2 separate regions of the Homo sapiens genome follow, and region 2 is linked to region 1. A link is an interaction called in ENCODE POLR2A ChIA-PET data of the cell type or tissue named here. Cell type or tissue: A673. All regions are shown on one strand. Links, peaks and the distances in the headings refer to the core of each region. The heading gives the core; the rest is flanking DNA.

Region 1 (4,374 bases), core at 281-4,280:
CCGCCCACTTTACAGAGGGGAAGACCCGTGTCCAGCGGGTTGAACGACTGGCCCGCCATCACCGGCCTCAGAGACAGCCGCATGTCTGGGCCAGTCACGGCTCTTGGCCTCTGGGCCCCACCGTTGCTGGGAAGGGGAGGTGTGTGGCTGTTCTGTGGGGTTTTCATCCCAGCCCCTCCCAGCCGAGGAGCCATCCCCATGCAGTGGCTCTGCGTGGTGCTGGGACCCCAGGTGGCTGCTGCTCTCTCCTGGCCTTGGGGACATGGAAGGTGTAGGACAGCTTGGCACGCCCGGCCTTCTGACCCTGCTGGGACCCTGGACACATGACTTAGGCTGAGCCTCATCCGCTGGTTAAGTGGAAGTAGCACCTGTTTTTCTCTGGTGGGATTGCCCTGAGACGACGTAAGATAAGTCATCAAGCATTTGCCACGGCGCGTGGTGCACTGGGGGCCCTGGAACGCTCTTCCAGCGATAAGCATCTGCACGCCAGTGTGTGCCATGGGCAAGGCTACTTCCTGCCCCCAGGGGACCGTCCCCCCAGGGAGGGAGGCTCAGGAGGGGTGACAGAGGTCCCAGGAGGGGAACTGCATGTGCCTCACTGAGCTGGACTGGAGCATGGTGGGTGGAGTGGAGAGAGCAGTGTGGCTGCGGAGAGGCCAGGAGCTGAGGTGCAGGGTCTGAATGGGTACGGACCCAGCTAGGCCCGGAGTAGGGTGGGGATGTGGCTGGCTGGGCCTGGCTGCAGGGCTCCCGTGCTGCTGGGGACAGGGGGGCCTGGCCTGCCCAGGGGATACCCCTTGACTCAGGCTGCAGCCTCTGCCCAGTGGCCTTCTTGGAGCCTTGCTGCTCCTGTCCACCCCATGCAGAGTAGCCCCGAGCCTCGTACCCCAGCAGGCGTGAGTCTCCTGGGGGCAGGGCAGGGGCGCCAGCCGGTGCAGGCTGTGAGCGGTCCCCGTGGCACGGACAACATCGGCAGAGGGTCCTGGACAGGTGGACCCGCCTTCGGGAGCTGACGTGTGTCTCCTGATTCAGAGCTGCGTCTGGAAGCCTCAGCTGGTGACCAGGCCAGGGAGGCAGACGCTCCGCTGTCCCCCAGGGCAGGTGGGGAGGAGAAGGAAGGAAGCCGGTGGTGGGGGCAACTCGCAGGACCTCGCGATGCTCTGCTCGCTGGGTTTGCTTTTCCGTTCCCAGGCATTTGCTGTCATGATTTTGTTCCCAGTCACAGCGACGCATTTCCACGCATTTATGATGCACCTTCTTCCAGAGCCTCCAGGCAGCTGCTGAGTGGCTGGGTGGTTTTCCTGCTCATGGGAGAAAGGGAGCCACCAGACTTGGCCTCTTCTGCTCAGGAGGACCCTGCCCCTGTCCCTTCATGGGAGCAGGGCTGAGAGCCCAGGACCACAGCTGATTTGGGAGCCTGAAGGCCTGGCAGGGAGGTGGCAACCCGTCAGCAGGGGGGCCAGGCCTGTGCACCACTCGGATGGCCCTGGGAAGCAGAGGCTGCAGAGGGGTCCCTGGGCAGGGCGAGGCTCTGTAGGAATGGAAGGGGGCTGGAAGTGGAGCTGCCTTCTGGGTGCCTGAGAGCCGTTCAGGCTCCGAGGGTGGGGGGACCCTGTGGTCACACCGCTGGTTCCCTGAAGCTCCCTGTAACATCCCAGACATGTTCCCCAGGGTGTAACAGCCCGAGGCTCATCCTTGTCCCTGCCTCATCACAGGAAAGGGCTCATGCCCTGGCGCTAGGAGGGTGCAGACAGGCCAGGTGGGGCTGGAGGTGGCCGCACCTCACATTATACGCAGGGCCTGCCTGTCTTTGGATGGCTCCTCTCTCCCTCCCCTCCGAGGCTGCTGGTGGCTCAGCCTCTGTGCCCTGGATGCCCGTGGCTGTGCCTGCCGGCAGCCAGGGCCCCGTTTGGCTTGGAATCTCCCCTGGGCCCCGTGCCTATGTGGGGCTGGGCTTGGGCGGTGTCTCCAGGCGTTTGCCTGGCGGTTCCAGAGGACAGGTTCTATAGCGTGAGCCTGGAGGAGGGCCCTCCATCCTTCGTGCCTTCCTAGACTTAAGAGGTCTTTCGCGCAGACCTCCCTTCTCTGGGGCCACTTGGGAAGGGTCAACTTAAGGGCCATTCCTGGAACAAATCCGTGCTCATGATCATCGCAGCTCCGTGCCACTGCCACCTCCCGCGGGGATGGACTCACCAGGGGCTCACAATGGTGAGCATTGGGGGAGGGGGTGGTCCCCAGGCTCCAAGGTGGCACTGCCAGTGGGGGTGGGGAAGGAGCTGGGAGGGAACTGGGATCTGAGTCTGAGTTCCCCTCAGGGACTGCAGAGCCATGTCCTCCCCACCACACTGCCGTGTCACGGACCCACTGGGATGTGCAGGGTCCGAGGAGGCCAGCGGGGGCTCCTGACCTGGGGCAGCACCTGGCATCTCTGCCACTGTCACTGTGGGCAAAGGGTGTCTTCTGGCCTGCACCAGGGTGAGCCCAGAAGCCAGCGCCCCTTCCCCTGCCCAGCCCCATGGAACTGAGAGATGGTGGCTGATGTGTTTCTGTTGGGATGTCTGGGCTGGGCCCCACAGCTGCTGGGACCTCTGTGCCTCAGACTGAATTGAACCTAACCCTGACCTGGGGTTAGGCCCCGCCCCCACCAACCAGAAACTTGCCCAACACTGACCCCACAAGCCCAGCCCGGCCCCATTCCCTCCCTGCATGTCATTCTGGGCCTGGGCGGACTGGGTGGGGCACCGCTGAGAGCCCCATCAGGAGCTGAAGGCCAGAGGCTCTGTCGCTGAGTGACAAGGTTATTATGCTGTCACGGGGCCAGCCGGAACTCTCCCCCACCCCACCAAGAGACAGCTCATTAGGAAGGCCCCCAGCTGTGGCCAGCCCAGGGCCGGGCTGCCCACCGTGCCAGCCCAGTTTCAATGACCCACCTGAGGGTTTCCATCGTGGGCCAGGGGACCGGCGCAGGCGGGCATCCGGAGCCAGGCAGTGGCCAGCCCATCCCGGGCAGGGTCATAGGTGGGGCTGCAGGCCTCGAAGCCGCCATGTGAAGGCAGCAGCGACCCCAGGCAGGGCGGGCCAGGTTGACCTTGCACCTGCTCTCCCCTCAGCCCCGCGGCCATGCCGACCCTGGTCGTGGGCACGCCGCCCACCTGCCTGGGGGACACACCTCAGCCCTGCCACAAGAACAGCCAGAGGCAGGGCCCCTTCTCCCATGGGGCCCCAGGGAGAGCAGCCGACTGGAAGGCTGTTGCCAAGCCCAGGTAGCATCTGCGTGGACTTAGGCGGGGGGCTGCACTGCTGGCAGGTGCCATGCCTGCCGCTGGAGGCAGCGGCTCTGTGGGAGGTACAAGGGCGTGGGGTCAGAGTGACGTGCCTGCCTCTGCACGTGCCTTTGGGCAGGCAGCCCGGCCTCTCTGAGACTCAGTTTCTCCATCTGTAAATCGGGCCGATCACATTACCTACCTCAGAGGGGTGTGGTCAGGGCTTGAGAGAGAATGCCGGGGCTGTCCTCCAGGTGGGGTGTATTCCAGGCCCTCCTTTCCACCTCCAGTCTGTGGAGCAGGAATGCCCGGGGAGGTGGGGCCAGTCTGAGCGGCTCTGCTCGGCACCTCTGCGCCTGCATGTCTGACCGGCATGTCTGCCGTTCCCTCCCAGGCTCTGCGCACCTGCAGCTGAGGATGACGTGGCAGCCCTGAGGTGGCCCGGGCCCTCCCAGCAGCCAGACCCACCCTGGGCAGCTCCCCACGTGGTCGGGTCTGACGACCTCAAGGAACCAGGACCCTGGGGGAAGGCGTGCAGCCTGCCCATGTGGTCCACAGGCCCGGAGGCTAGGGATGGGGACAGCTCGGTGTCATCGGGCCGCCTCTCGTGCTCTTCGGGGGGCCACGACGTGTGTGTGTCTTGGAAGGAGAGGCCACCCCAGGTGTTGGGGCCCCAGCAGAGGCCCAGAAAGAGTGACGCGCGGCTGGAGCAGCTGAGAGACAAGATCCGGGCCCAGGCGTGGCAGCAGGGGAGCTGTGCGTCCCTGGGCACCTCAGCCCCCTCCAGCGCCTCCAGACTCCACAAAGCCTCCACGCTGATGCTTAGGAGGAAAGGCCAAGAGGCAAAAAATCCCCCTCCAGCCCCTGAATGCTCAGGTCAGTGGCCACTTTGCCAGAGAGGGGCAGGAGGGCTGCGAGGCTGTCGGGAGGGTGGAAAGCGGGCAGGATCGGGCTGTGCTGGACACGTGGTGGGGGCCAGCCGGGTGTATGCAGCGTGCCCCCAGGGTGGGGATTAGGAGTCATGAAGGGGTGCTTCTGAGCTGGGTCCATGATGAGGATCCCTCCCTGGAGACGACAGAGGAGCGGTGGAGATGCCAGCGCCCAGGAGGGA
Region 2 (4,374 bases), core at 303-4,302, 220 kb before region 1:
GCTGTTTGGGGCTGGCTCCTTTTCTGGGCCCCCACCTCCCTGAAGCCCCCACTGCCCCTTTCCTCCTTCCTGGGGCCCTGGGAGCCAGGGCAGGGCCCCCGTGCAGCTTTCAGCAGCTCCAGCCCAACGGCTGCAGGCGCTGGGGAAGACCACAGCTCAGGTGGGACCGCAGGTGGTGGCTGGAGGCAGCCATCCCACATCGCAGCCCCCAATCTCGTGGTTTTGTGCTCCAACGGTGAACAGGCCTGGTGGTGCTGGGCTGTCGTGGGCCCCTTGGCCCCCTCGGTGCCTGCATCCCTCTCTCCTGTCCAAGATGGGGAAGGAAGCCGGGAGCAGAAAGGGAAGAAAGACCCAGCGGCTGCAGGGCGCCTTTCAGGGCCTCCTAGCCACCGCAGAGGCTCCAGCCAGCTGTTTGAACAGGGGTTGGGACACAGGGTCCTGGCAGGTTTGAGGAGCCCGGGGCCTTCCTTGCTATAGCTCTTTGTTCTGGGGGATTTGGGGAGGCCAGGGAAGGGGCTGTGAGCAACGAGGTTCCAGCATCTTCCCAAGCCTCCTCCATCCCCCAGGGCTGGGCTGCTTGGCCGTTCCAGTGGGAGAGGACCCGAGGTGGGACCCCGAGCCCCCTGCCCAGCTCATTTCTTAGCAGCCGGTGCCTCCTGGAAGGTGGGTGGTGCCCACTGGGATTGGGGAAACTTGGTCTAGCCTCTACCCAAGGGAGGGGCTGAGGTCCCAGGACTCCCCCTGCCCCAGAAGCCTTGGTCCGGGCTAGAGCTGGGCTCGTTGGCCTCATGGAAGCCTGCCTTGGGAAGCATCCCCACCCAGGTCTGGCCTTGTCTCCCCGTCTCCAGTAGGGGGTCACAGTGTCCCCCCAGCCAGTCCACATATGGCCCCATTTGCTTGGGCAGGCCGATGGGTGGGCCTGTCTGTGTGGCCCAGGTCACCTGGTGGGGCCCACTGTCAGTGGCGTAGGTAGAAGGTGGTCAGCCTTGCTGGGTCTTAGCAGAGCACGGCAGGATCTGGGTCTGGGGAGGGCGTGGGGGTGCCCCTGCCATCACAGGAGCAGGCAGAGTGGGAGCCCTAGACTCCCCTCTGGGCAGAAAGCCCCTTGAGGCTGGGGGCAGGTCCTGCTGGTGAGGGAGGGGTCCCAGGGGCAGGGGCACCCTCAGGCTGGCCGCCTAGCGATTGGCTCCTGCAGGACGTGGCCACGGGCTCCCTGGGAGCAGCAGCTGTTGGGGGTGTCTGGGGAGAAGACCCCCATTTATTGCCCTGTGAGGGACCACACTGCTGCCAGGGGACCCTTGGGCTTCTGTGGCAGGACAGTGGGCCGGGATTGGCAGTGAGGCCCAAGGAGGGCAGGTGGGGCTGGACCTGTGGCTCTGCTGGGGAGCAGGTGGGATGTGTTAAGATGCTGATTTCAGCCGGGCAGCTCCTCCCCTTCCCTTCCCAGGGAGCCGGGGTGTGCAGGGCCGTTCCTTCCCCTCTGGGAAGTGCAGCTCCTGTGCACCGGAGAGGCCCCCGCACTGTCCCTGCCCGTCCCACCAACTGTCCCTGCCCGTCCCTCCACTGTCCCTGCCCATCCCCCTCACTGTCCCTGCCCATTCCCCGCACTGTCCCTGCTCATCCCCAACACTGTCCCTGCCCATCCCCCCCTCACCGTCCCTGCCCATCCCCCCCGCACTGTCCCTGCCCATCCCCCCCCACTGTCCCTGCCCATCCTTGCCTTGGGAGGTGCTGTCACCTGGTGGAGCCATGGGAAGCACCTCTCCCACCCAGGGTCTCTGGTTCCTGTGGCGGGTGCAGAGCCAGCCACATCACTGACACCCCAGCTGGGTTGGGTCCAGCTGACCCCACACCCCCACCCCTCTGCTCGGCCTCTGCCTGTGCCCCCATCCCTGGCCCTGCATGACCATAAACTCCTTGAGGGCAGGAAGTGAGTGAGTCCTACCCGCACTGAGTCCCTCTCACCCCTCCTTCTCATTTTGGGGCGGAGGGAACTGTCTTCTGTCCCCTGGGGGTGGCAGATGGCCGCTTAGCTTAGAAAGGAAAACAGCACAATTTAGAATTCGTCCTGGGTGAAAGGTCTCGGCAGCATCTGCCTCCTGCTGCTTTCTGGAGTCGCATTTCCATGGAGCGGCCCTGGCAGGGAGGGTGGGAGTGGCACAGTGGAAATACTGAGGCGGGAACAAAGTGGTGGCGGTAGAGGTGGCGGGAGCGGCACAGCAGGCGCCGGGGCCACTTGGCACCCTCCCCCCGCAGCCCTCCTGGAGTCCCCGCCCGCCGCTCACCTGCGGGGGGCCCAGATAGGACAGGTTACCCCAGCGCCGCCAGGCCACTGAGCGTGGGGGATGGGACAGGCAGGTGCCGGGTGACCCTAAGAGGGACGCACGGAAGGGGAGTCCACGGGGGCACACCTGGCGTGGGTTGGGTCTCCTCCGTGGGAGCCCGAGAGCTGGGTGGCTTGGTGGACAGGGCAGCTCTCTCGTCCAGTCGGGGGAGACTGGCGTTCCCTATCTCAAGCCTCACTTTTTAGCCCCAGAGGGGTCTCCCCACCGCCCCTGATAGGAGGAGATGCGGGGACGGTGGAAGGTGGGGTGCGGGTCACTCATGGAAGCCCTGAGGATCCCCGTGGGCGCGGCAGCTGTTGGGTGCCACCTCACTCGGCCAAGCCCTGGCGCCCACCTCGCGGCCCACACCCACCTGGCCGCCGGGACAGCATTGAAGACAGAGTGGCCCGGGTACCGGGGGTGTGGCCAGCGCCAAAGCTGTGAAGGATTTGCTCACAGGCTGGTGGTCCTGGCCATGGCCATGCTGCAGGCCTGAGGTCCCTCCCACCTTCTCAGGGACGTCTGGGTGCTGTGCGGAGGGCAGGTGTTCGCCGTCTGTAGGGTGCTCCAGCTCTGTGGCCATGTGGGAGAGAGGTACAGACTGGGGCGGGCACAGGCTGGAGGCTGCCCACAGCAGCAGCGGGAGACTGGGCCCAAAGCTGCCCCCCACACACAGACCCCCACACCTGGCTCAAAACTTTCTCCAGGCTCGGCCCGGTTCCCCCCAGCTAGCGCGTCTCACGGAACCTCCAAGCCGTGGCTGTGGGGCCGTGGCAGGGGCCTTCCCTGTGGTGTCCGATGCCCAGGCTGGGAGTGGGGGCGGACAATGGGCCCTCTCAGCCTGCATTCCCCCACGGGAGCCTCCTCAGGCCTCCGGCTGGGGCTCCTGCCCCACCCGCTGGGAGCAGCTGCCGCCACGTCTGACACCTGCTCCCAGCCGCCCTTTGTCCGAGCACCGACGCCTGATTTATGGGGCGTGTTTTCCTCTTGCTGGCCCGGCGTGATACAGCCTCGTTAACTGGGATGCGTCCGGTTGGGCAGATTCTCCCACAGTCCTCCACGTTGGGGTCCGCGCTCAGGGTGGGGAGTGGGGCCCGGTGTCCGGGCAGAGTGTCGTGGTCCATTCAGGGACAGCCAATGTCCTGTGACCTCAGGGCACTTGGTGGGAGACTGCTCTAGGGGCTCGGACCTCCAGCGTCTCCCCTCTGGGGTCCCCTAAAGCTGTGGGATGGGCCTCCCCTGCCCCTCCTCCCCGTCTTGCCCAGCAGGTGAGCTTTTCCCGCTCCTTGGAGCCTCGAGGGGCCGGGAGGCAGGGGACCAGCTTGCATGGGCCAGGCTGAGGAGCCTCCAGCCCCGGCTTTGATGACCGAGCGCCCTCTGTCCTGTACCCACCCCCTGCCGACTTCAGCGGCTGGGAAAGCAAAAAGGGCCTTTTCTCCAAGCGGGAGCTGTGGCCAACTCCCGCCTGACAATGGGGCATTTATGTGGAGGGAGGGCGCCCCTCCTGTGGCCACAGCCCAGCCCAGCCCAGCCTGTGCACTCCACGGGTTCCCAGCGGCCGCTCCACCTCGGGGACCGGCCAGCCTGTAACTGGATCTGCATGCAGTGGGAACCACGTCTGCCCTCCCAACAGGTGCCCGCAGAGGCAGGTCTGTCGCTGCAGCCCCGGAGTGACCGGCCACATGGGATGGAGGAGGGGGAGCCTCATTCCGGGGCTGTGCCCGTCGCTCACTGGGCTGGCAGGAGCCGTAGCAAGGCCTGAGTGAATTCCCCAGAGCCCCTTTGGAAGGGGTGACATGTGTTTTCTTTAAGCCAGTTGGTTTGGGACTTTTGGCTTCTGGCAACAGATGGTCGGCCAGAGTGGCCCTTTTGCGTTCTCTCTACCCAAGCCGTGGTCACGGGTAAAAGCCTTCGGGGAAGACAGATGCCTCCCGGGCCTTTGGGACAGGGGCGTGGCTGGCTGCTGAGAAACGCACAGGAACCCCCACCCCCAGCCTCCACAAGCCCCTCGGGGTAAGGCCCCCCCAGGCCACTGCCACACATAGCACAG

Evidence for each region. Peaks named below come from ENCODE experiments on the same cell type or tissue, not always from the same donor. Only the 100,000 strongest peaks of a DNase experiment are listed, where the experiment ranks them.
Region 2: POLR2A ChIA-PET joins it to region 1 with 6 read pairs; 3 of 35 experiments call an interaction of 5 or more read pairs at or near these places.

The regions. Positions count from the first base shown.
Region 1 is chr9:136,302,577-136,306,950 of GRCh38, reverse strand. It overlaps CCDC187 (coiled-coil domain containing 187), which reads left to right and starts at 2,857. Exons shown (of 26, transcript NM_001378188.1): 1 at 2,857-3,263; 2 at 3,658-4,139. The coding sequence starts at 3,121. RefSeq lists an enhancer at 285-374. In A673, for the core only: no CTCF peak of the experiment used is centred there; no DNase peak of the experiment used is centred there.
Region 2 is chr9:136,525,718-136,530,091 of GRCh38, reverse strand. All of the region lies in intron 2 of NOTCH1 (notch receptor 1), which reads left to right. Among named protein-coding and RNA genes, the nearest start is that of MIR4673, 8.3 kb to the right of the region's middle. RefSeq lists an enhancer at 2,910-3,781. In A673, for the core only: no CTCF peak of the experiment used is centred there; a DNase peak (open chromatin) is centred at 2,041.